Regions from separate parts of the Homo sapiens genome. Here region 1 is linked to region 2. Evidence: read pairs that join two places in POLR2A ChIA-PET (ENCODE). Cell type or tissue: Caco-2. All regions are shown on one strand. Each heading gives the region's core, and the rest is flanking DNA. Links, peaks and the distances in the headings are about the cores only.

Region 1 (5,375 bases), core at 327-5,326, 65 kb after region 2:
TTTGATATAGGCTGCTCTTCATGCATATTTAAGCCATATTCCATCTTTATAGAAATAATGAAAGAAGTGTAGATGGAGGGTAGGGCTGTGGGGAGGAGGAGGGACACACTGAGTGTGGTTTTCCTAAGATCTTGCCAAGCCCTCACCTCCCAACCATCTTCCCACTGGAATAAAAGTCAGAGCCATATATTGTTAATGTAAATGTCCATAAATCTAAGGAGATGCCCTATCAGCTTCCTTCTCAGTTGACCTTTCTGGAGGGCCTCTCCCTAGACAGGGTCCTGGGACTAACATATATAAGATTCCAAATGGAAAAGGAAATTGGACAAGTAGGATACATATTAGAGCTGGAAGGACATATTATTCAGGCTCTGAGTGTCATAATTTATTTTAAATAATATCAAGAGGAACCAGAAAGTAAAGAACATGAGAACACCAGAGTTGGGGACTGGAATACTATCCAAGATGCAAAGCAAATCTGACCAGGTTATCTTGTCACTTACTCAACATGGGTATCTATTACTGCCTTCTCTACTACCCCACCATTATGGCCCTTCAATTATTCTGTTTCTTACTGCTTCACTATTTCTTTTACAGTCCTTTTAATCATGGTATCTGTTTATTGATTTTTCTAGTAGGGTTTTTGACTTCTGCCTGAGCATCACTCCCATGCCACCCATCCCCAAAGACCAAGTGTCCTGTCACTGTGTCTCACACTCAGACTCCCCACGAGGTAAAATGTGCTGATATAGCTAATTGTTATTGTCTCCGTTGGACAAAGTCACTACAAGAAGCCATTCCCTAGGCTCTAAACCAGACATTTAGTAACTGTGGGTCAGGTGCCATTCCATGGTCCAATGGGCTAATGACCAGAGTAATGGAATCACACAGTTGGCTTTCTACAAAATGGGCTTGGCATGGGGGAGGTGCTCAATGCGAAAAGGGTTCCATTACAGAGAAGGAGATCAGAATGGCTCCTTCCACAATGAAGCACACAGGGATTGAAGCAGTTGAACCACCCTAAGTTCAAATGCTGCCTTGGCCACTTACTACCTTGTGCGACTTTGAGCAGGACACAACTCTTCTAGTCCCCAGCTTCCTTGTCAGCGAAAAGAAGATAGTATGCTTACTGCCTAATGTTATGGGGAAAAGGAACTGAAGCCACATATGTCAAGCACTTAGCACAGTGGCACTTAGCAGGCACTCAACAAAATAGTCTGTATTTATGGGCTCTCTCTCTCTCCCCTCTTCCCATGTCTCCCACCAGCATTGTGATGACCACCTGCTCCACCTTCTGTGCCCTTGGCATGATGCCTCTCCTCCTGTACATCTACTCCAGGGGGATCTATGATGGGGACCTGAAGGACAAGGTGCCCTATAAAGGCATCGTGATATCACTGGTCCTGGTTCTCATTCCTTGCACCATAGGGATCGTCCTCAAATCCAAACGGCCACAATACATGCGCTATGTCATCAAGGTAAGAACCTGGGAGGCTTGACAAATTAGGGCAAAAGAGTAAAAACACCATATACAACTATAAGATATAATCATTATATTAATAATAAACATACATATGCTCCTACTAGATGCTAAGTTTTATGCTATGCACTCTAAGGATTCACTGTCACCAGAGTTTGATATTTGCAGAAAGTGAAGTAACACATGAGGCTGGCGTGGTGGCTCACGCTTATAATCCCAACACTTTGGGAAGTTGAGGCGGGTGGATCACTTGAGGTCAGAAGTTTGAGACCAGCCTGACCAACATGACGAAACCCCGTCTCCATTAAAAATACAAAAAAAAAAAAAAAATTAGCCGGGCATGGTAGCGAGTGCCTGCAATCCCAGCTACTCAGGAGGCTGAGGCAGCAGAATCGCTTGAACCAGGGAGGGCAGGGGTTGCAGTGAGCCGAGATCGCGCCACTGCACTCCCGCCTGGGCCACAGAGCAAGACTCCATCTCTAAAACGAAAAAAAAAAAAAAAAGAAAAGAAAGAAAATGAAGTAACACACGAGAGAAACAAGATCCAATTCCAGTGTACACGCAAGTATTTGCAGAAGGCAAGGAGATGGGAACAGTGAGGGCTGGAGTGGTCAAAGAGCCTTATTAAAAAGGAAGGGCTTGAGGCATTTAGGTAAACCTGGGGAGAAGCCTGAATAGAGTTCAGCAGGCACTAAGGGCAAATTTGGCTGATGTGGCAAGAAGCTAGAGGAGACAGGTAGTGTACCCATTCCCAGCATTTCAAGAGAGGGATGGGGTGGGAAGTGGAGTGAATTAAGGCCACAAAGGTTTTGAGAAGCACTGTGGTCACAGACAGGGCATCATGCCACTGCTTTGTGTGCAGAACTCCTAGAGTGCAGCTATGGTCTCTCCACCAATATTTTCAACCTTGGAGTTTGGTCCCTGCCAGCCTCCCCCTTGGCTCACTATTCATCCCCCAGGGCCAGGAGGTCATCCTGGTCCTCAGGAAGGACTTGACCTCCTGACCTCCTGTACCATCTCTGCCCCTGGATCAATGCCTCTGGCCTGGTCTGCAAGGCGTGCTGCTGAGAACCCCAAAGTTTGGCAGCAGCTTTGGGCCTGGAACAAAGAAGTCAAGAGTCCAGTTTTCAGGGGGGTTTTATTTTCACACTACCATTGTCTCAAGAGTAGTTTTTGCCCTTGTCCTGTCCCAGTGCCATGGCCACAGCTCCCCTTCCCGCCTGCTGGAGGACATGGAGGAATCATCCCTCCTCCTTTCTGTGGCCAGTCACCCCACCTCAGCCCTGGATTGCAATCATTCTCTCTACCCTTGTACTCAAGAGACCTCCTTTTATTGATTATGCCCCTGGCCCAGCAGCCTCCCCTCTCTCTCATTTCTAAAATATCTCTGTATTGGTTCTTCACAATCAGCTTTGATACGAACTCACATATCTTCTATCTTCAAAAAACAAAACAAAAAGTGTCTCTCACTGGGATTTTTTGTGGAATCCACCTCCCATTCCACCTAATATCTCCCTTTGCTCTCCTTCCTAGCCAGGTTTTAGGAGTAGTCCCCCTCACTCCTCTCTCTCTCTGTCAATCGCTTCCTCTCAAACACCTTCCATTTCCCCCATGCCACCGCCAGAGCTCTCTCATGAGTGACCAGGCCCTCAGCAATTCGTTTCCATTATTTGAATCCCTCTCTTCTCTCCTTGGTCTCCCATCCACCCAGCATCTTGATGACCACCTGCTCCACTTTCTTTGCCAAATCCAATGGACATTTCTCAATCCTTCCTTGACCTTCTAGCAGCATTGGACATAATTGACCACTGCCTCCTCAAAAGCCTTCTCTGTCAGCTTTAGTGACTCTAAGCTCTGCTGCTTTCCTCCTACCTCTCATGACCTTCAGACTCCCTTATGAGTTCCTCTGGTCAAAGGCACTTCTCTGCATTCAGACCAAGCTTTCTGCCTTTCTCACCAGACCTCTCCCAGCACAGGATCTGGTCCCTCTCAGGTCTGCAATTACCATCTGCAAACCGAGACTTCCAGAACAGCATCATCAGATGTCAACTCTATCCTCACTCCAGAATCCATTTATTATCTACCAGGTCTTTCTATCTGAATATACCTCAGACATTTAAAACTCAATATATGTTAAAGTCATCTCCTCCCCATGTGGTTATCTCAGTCGGTGGCACTGTGTGTGTGCCCAGTTGCCCCAACCAGAAACTGGAAGTCATTCTCAATGTTCCCTTCTCCCTCACCACTCACACCCATCTAATCAATGACTGTCGATTCCACCTTCTGTTGCTGGAATCCATTCATTCCTCTCTATCCTTACCTCTCACTAGACAACTCAAATGGCCTTCTCATCCAACCTCCTCACCCAGTTCTAACCTGAGGGTGAAGATGTGAAGTACAAACTCTATCATGTCACTCCACTGCTTAAAGCCTCTCATTGACTCCTTCCCCCTAGGATAGTTTAAACTCCTTAATGTGGCACTTCTTGATTTGGTTTCAACTGACCTCACCAGTCTCAGCTCTTTTCTCTTTGCACGTGCCCTTCTCTTCACCTGGAACACTCTTCTTCCCAATTCTCACCCCACTCACCATCTTTCACTGGATCACTCCCACTCATCCTTTAAGTCTCAACACAAATAGCGCCTCCCCCAGGAAGCCTTCCTTAACCTCCTAAGCCTGAGTAAGATGCTTGTCCTATTCACTCCCATAACACCCAACACTCCAGCTAACCCCTGTAGCAATTATTACACTGCATTAAGAACATCTGTTCATTTTTATTCCCCACTCATTTATCAAGAAGCAAGACCATAAGGCTGTCTTAATTAACACTGAATCCACAGCACCTATCACAGTGCCCCCATAGCTAATGCCTGAGAATAAATAAAGGAATGAAGGGCAAGTCCTGTCTGCTGCTCTTCCACACACCAGCAGAAAAACAACATACACAGAGAAACATGTTTGTGTGCATCATTTCATTTTTTTAAGATAGTTTGTGGGGTGCATAAGATTGCTTTTTTAAAAAATCCTATACACCCATAAACGATCTTAAAGAAATGCATATAAAATATAAAGAATATTAAAATGTGAAGTGACCACTGCTATCATTTAATGCTACTCTGCCCTCCTCCATTTTATAGGTGGGAAAACTGGGAAACAGAATACCAAGTCATAGTGCTAATGACAACTGATGTGAGAACATGTCTCTTTTCTACCTCAGAGTAGCTTTAAAAGTGTTTCTCTGAGGTTGCAAAAAGCAGAATCTCAGACCCTTTTTTTTTTTTTTTTTCGAGACGGAGTCTCACTCTGTCGCCCAGGTTGGAGTGCAGTGGCGCGAGCTCGGCTCACTGCAAGCTCCACCTCCCGAGTTCACACCATTCTCCTGCCTCAGCCTCCTGAGTAGCTGGGACTACAGGCGCCCGCCACCATACCCGGATAATTTTTTGTATTTTTTAGTAAAGACGGGGTTTCACCGTGTTAGCCAGGATGGTCCCGATCTCCCGACCTTGTGATCTCCCCGCCTTGGCCTCCCGAAGTGCTGGGATTACAGGCGTGAGCCACCACACCTTGCCGAGAATCTCAGATCTTAAAGCTGGAGAAGCCTTTAAGATGAAGTTCAGTCTCCTGCCTTATTCCCAATTTGCAGATAGAGTAACCGAGGCCCGGAAAAGTTACTTGGCAGAGCCAGGATTATTTCAACCAGTCTGTTCCTGTTGTGTTGCACATTCACTACTCAATGCCACAGACGAAATGAAGTCAAAATGAAGCCAGAGAACATTAAAAGGGCTAAGAAATACCTTGGCTGGAAAAACAGAGACTAGTAATAAGGGACTACATAAAAGGTAATCTAAAAAACCCAGGCATGCCCTGGACCCATTTTGCCCCTGGCTAAACCTCC
Region 2 (5,375 bases), core at 158-5,157:
TCTCATAGCTGTTATGTGATTGTCTGGGATGACAGCTGTGTTGCCACTCAGCGCCTCGCACAAGACAGGTTTTAATTAGAGTTATTGAGGGGTTTGAATTGGCACAATTAGGGCCAGCATTAATGGGGTCTCCATGTGTTCTTTTGAAGAGTTTGGCCCTGTTTTTTGTCCCAGGGCAGGAGGGAGTTGCAGCTAATGAAGTTGGAGAGTGCAAATTATCTCAGCAAAAGGACAGCAAATGTAAACCACCCAGGGGAGGGGGAGACACTCAAAGGAAAGAAACGAAAAGAAAGCAGTTACATGTGGTGGAGGCACAAACACATTCACACACATGCTTACTTTCATATCTTCCTTTTCTTAAATGGTCCTTTTAGAAGGAACTTTTGTCCACCAAATATATATCATTGGCTAAGAGGGAAAGCAGGAAAAATGTGTATGCTATACCAAACTAAACTGAGGATGTGTGCATGCACATGTCTGCTTCTATGCTAACCCCTCAAAAGCTTATGAGCATATTAAAGGAAAAGAGAGATGAGACAAACTTCAGTTATCAAAAATCCTAATCCCTCATCCTCTGAGATGCTGGTTGCTTTTTACTGTCCCAGTTTCCTATTTCCTTTCTTTCCAGATGTCTGTTCCTCTCTTTGAGCTCCTCAAGCCCTTATCCTCTATGTTCCCTAGAACGGGCTCAATTTAAAAAGATAAGGCCTATCCCCAAGTCTCTGAGCCCCCCACCCATGAGCACGTCCAATAAAGTGCAGCCCAGGACGGTGCTGGGGACAGGCCTGAAGTCCAGTAGGCCCTGATGCCTCTAACTTCCCTATGGACCTGACACTCTTCCAAGAGGTACCTTTGGTAAAAGTCATTTCCAGTAGAAAGTCAATCTGGGGAGTAAGAAGGCCAGAATTGGAAAAACAAATATGATGGAGCCCAGTTATAAATCAACTCTGTCTATGTGAGAAGAAGGCAGTTGAACTGAAACAGGCCTCCGTTCAGTGTGTCCCCAGAGCCTGGGGCTGGATTTGGGTGGCCTCTGAACTTTGGGGACTGGGGAGTGGAACCATTTCATAAGCCAAAGCAGCAAAAGGCCACAGTATGCTGCAAAGGCAGAGGCAGGATCATGCACAAGTTGCAGCCAAAAATGAAATCAGGTGAAGCCACCTCCCCAGCACTGTGGGCCAGTGGTGGGGCCAGCTGCCTGCAACAAAGTCCTCTCCCTACTCATTTCAAGATGAGGCTCCTGCTCCATTTTTGCATAGGTGACATCTCCTTCCTTCACCAGGTGTTTTCCCTGATGTATTAGCAATTCCAGTGGCCAAGGCTAGTCTTGCTACCTGGCATAATGAAATGGCGGGGGGGAATGGGGCAGCGTGTTGGCTCACCCTCTGTGGGACAGTCTTGGCAGAGAGGAATGGGAAGCATAGTTGAAGGAACTAGAACCACTCCCAACCCAATGAGGCCCAAGAAATGTAGACAGACAGATACCCAGTTTAAAATGCCTCAAGTACTCCACAGATACTCAGGTGCTGGTACACAGAGGTTGACCTTGTCTGATGCAGCCAACTCTTCTCCTGCCTCACCCACATGAACCATGTGGGGCCGAACTTTAAGAAAAGAATCCCACATGGCCAATTGGTTTTCCCAAAAGATTAAATTCCTGAGCCCAGCAAAGATGAGTATGCCAGCACATGTAGCATGACAGGGATGCTTTAAAACAGTGGTTCCAACAGGGGGCAAATTTGCTCCCCAGGGAACATTTGGCAATGTCTGGCCACATTTTTGGTGATCCTATCTGGATGATAGCGCCAGGGATGCTACAAACATCCCACAAGGCACAGGACAGGCCCCACAACAAAGAATTATCCAGGCTAAAATGTCAATAGTGCCAAGGTTGAAAAACCCTGCTTTAAAGTTAAACAGACCTGGGCTCAAATTCCAGCTCTACCACTTCCTAGCTGTGCGATTTTAGAGGGCCAGTAATCTAAGTCCTGGTTTCCACATCTGTAAACCAGGGATGGTAAACACCTAGCTCACAGTTAAAGCAACTCACTGGAGAGGTTCAAGAAATAGTAATCTTCCTTTTTTTTTTTTTTAACTTAAAAGAATGTTCTAGGCTATCTTTACTAGAATCACTAAAAGAATGTGGCATTTGGGTAATCACTGATGAAGTCTTCCAGCCCTGAAATTGCCCTTTGCTCTTGCTGCTGCCACCTGTCTCCTCAAACAGAAACTAGAAGCCTGCGCACGGAGCCTTTTTGGGAGAAGCCTTCAGGACACCTTCTATTCTGAGTCACAGCAGCCTCCGCGCCACCTGCGGCCAGCTGCACTGTGGTCCCTGGCTGCGCCCCCAGAGACCCAGCCATGGCGGGGCGGCAGGGGAGGGGCCGCCTGGTTTCCGGTGGAAGTGGACTTGAGTTCGGCCTTTTCTTTTGAACCACGCAGCGGCCAAACGTCAATTAGCAGAGCCCGGAAAAATGAGTGCGCTCTGCGCTCTCCGGGAGGAGGGCAGGGCGCCCCCGGCCCGGCCTGGGGTTGCTGCCCTGTTCCCCCTATTGTGCCTCCAACAAGGGCGTTTTATTGAAAAGAGCTGAGTGCATCTAATGCAGTTATCCGTGTCCGCCTCATCGGGCTGTGGGCTGGGGGGCGAGGCACGCAGCTGCCGCCGCCTCACACGCTCGCAACAAAGGAGCGCGCCGTGGAGAATTTGCTCCTCTTTGAACGGCTCATCTGGTTTCCATTTTTGAAAGGTTCCCCAACCCTTCCCTTCCACCCAGCCCCCACCCCACCTTCACCCCCTCCTTTCTCTGCTTTGCTCTAGCTGTGCCCCTTGGGGGAGGGCGCCCCACGACCCCCATACAGTCACCCCCTTATGCGTGTTGGAGGCATGGGTGTCCCCCCTACACCCGGCAGGGCCACACGTCCGAGCTGGACAAACACACGCGGCTTCATGGCCAGCCTGAACCGCGTTCCCTGGCCTGGGCCTCAGTTTCCCCACCTTCAAAACGCCATGATTGCATGCCAGCTGATTAATGGTCTGTGAGTCAACGAACTGATTTGTAAAGCATGTGGCAAGTACATGATAGGATAATTCAGAAAATTTTAATTGCCTTTAATTTTGCTGGAGATAACCACCATCAACTTTCTATTTTCTTCTAGTCGTTTTCTCTGTATAAGAAGTCATATACAAAATTACCTTTCGATTGGGATCAGGTTGTTATGCAGTTTTATATCCTGCTTTTAGTTATATCTGGAGGCATTATCCCATGCTAAGAGTCTCTGAAAATGTGAGATTCTTAACTGCCAAATATGCCATCATGGGTTTGTACCATAATTGATTTAACTGGTTCCCCCACTGTTGGACATTCAGGTTGTTTTCCTGTTTGCTTGGGTGGTGGTGGTGGTTTTTACCCCACTATTATAATTACAAGGCCATTTTTAAAAATAGAATCCTCACGTGGCTTCCCAAGTTGACAGCTGGATCTAAACCCCTGCTCCACTATAAATCAAAGGCATACGGCAGGCACTTCCACCTCTTCTGAGGGCTGGCACGAGGGGAAAGGTCATCACTGGCCTCCTCCTCCCCTGCCTGACACCTCCAGGCACCTGCAAGTTGGAAATTCACATTTGAATCATGGCCCCTGTAAATTATGGCCTTGGGCAAATTGTATAACCCTCAGTGCCCTCAGCTACACAATGAAGATAGAATCACGCTGACCTCAGAAGGCTCTTGTGAGAACTAAATGAAACAAGATACACAATGTGCTGAGCATGTGACTAGGACACAGCTGCCAGGCTGTCCCACTTACTCACTGTGCGACCTTGGGCAGGTTTCCTAGTCCCTCTGCGCCTCAATTTCCCCACCTATAAAATGGGGAGTTGTGAGGATTAAATGAAGTAATACATTAAAATTACAAAAAACTATGCCTGGCACATACTAAGAACTCAGTAAATTTAGCTATCATTATTGTGCACCTGCCTGCCCTGCTTGTGAAGAGTAAGGTCAGCTCCCCCACCCCAACTAGTTTTCTCTTTAATCTCCCACAACTAGCCCATTCCAAACCCTATCAGTACAGGTTCTCCTTCCAACCTCAGGCCCAGCTCCACTGGAGGAATCCTAAGCCCTCAGAAAACAGGATCCCAGATGAGATACTGAGCTTGAGCAAAAAGCCCAGGCCCCAGAGAGATCCTCACAGAGCACCCCAAACCCCCTCCACACCCCTAGCCTCTGCTTCTGGCATTAGCAGTCTCCCCGGCTCAGAGAAGGGGACTGGGTGGGAGTGAGGGGGCTGCCTTGTCATGGCTTTCGATCTCCTCTCTCAGGACATTCTGTTCATTTGTCCAAATAAGAGTAACATCAATAGCAGTGGCCACCATTGACTGAGTCCCAGGTGTCAGACCCTGCAAAGTGTTGTGATGGCGTCTGTGAATTATCAACCCATTGTACAACAGAGGATGGAGACTGACCTCAGAATGATCAAACAAGTTTCCCAGAGCCATGGAGCAGAGATTTGACCTCATGAGACTCTGACCACAAAGTCCTGTTCTTCCCAGGACACTACATGGCTCAGGTTCCTTTATCACTGAAATTGAAGTGGCAGAGTCACCTTTTCTGGAGTGTATGCCCTGAGAAACCTAAAAATGAGAGGCCATTTGGGGTAACATTGCCAGGTTTAGTAAATAAAAATACGGGACACCCAGTTAACTTTGAATTCCAGATAAACAACAAATAATTTTTTAGTGTAAGTATATCCCCATGTAATATTTGAGACATACTTATAATAAAATTTTTCATTAGTTATCTGAAATTCAAAGTTAACTGGGTGTCCTATATTTTATCTGGCAACCGTAATTTGGAGGCTTCATTAAACTCACCTGCAACTGGTTCAGCAGATCAGAGGTACAGTCTTGGTGTCTGGGTCACATCACAATGACGTGGTGTCACCTAATCCCCTCCCATCTCTGTACCCCTTTTATAGCTCAGAGGTTAAGTGACTTGCCTAAGATCATAAGACTAGCCCTTGAATCGCACCCAGGCCCACGATCCCAAGTCCCCGGATACAGTGCCCAGCAAAGTGACCACTGCAGCCCCAGGGAGGATCTGTGCTTTCCAGGGTAAAATTTTCATTCAACTGCATTGACACAAGAAAAATGTGGACAACATCTGAAAGTTTCAACAGATAATGCAACCTAAAGACTCTCGAGATTTGTTGATAATCTTTTGGTTACACGTGACAAAACCTTTGAACTAAACTGACTTAGACTAGAAAGAAATTGATAGCTCATGTCTACCGAAACATCCAAATGACCACACTGATGGGGGTTTGTCAAAGGGACACAGGAGCCAAATGAAAGATCTCCCAATGCTCAAAGATGGA

Evidence for each region. Peaks named below come from ENCODE experiments on the same cell type or tissue, not always from the same donor. Only the 100,000 strongest peaks of a DNase experiment are listed, where the experiment ranks them.
Region 1: POLR2A ChIA-PET joins it to region 2 with 11 read pairs; 2 of 35 experiments call an interaction of 5 or more read pairs at or near these places.

What each region holds. Positions count from the first base shown.
Region 1 is chr14:69,782,200-69,787,574 of GRCh38, reverse strand. It overlaps SLC10A1 (solute carrier family 10 member 1), which reads left to right. Exons shown (of 5, transcript NM_003049.4): 2 at 1,268-1,478. Among named protein-coding and RNA genes, the nearest start is that of SLC10A1, 12 kb to the left of the region's middle. In Caco-2, for the core only: no CTCF peak of the experiment used is centred there; no DNase peak of the experiment used is centred there.
Region 2 is chr14:69,847,452-69,852,826 of GRCh38, reverse strand. No RefSeq gene overlaps it. Among named protein-coding and RNA genes, the nearest start is that of SMOC1, 29 kb to the left of the region's middle. In Caco-2, for the core only: no CTCF peak of the experiment used is centred there; DNase peaks (open chromatin) are centred at 2,246 and 3,586; H3K4me3 peaks cover 519 bases.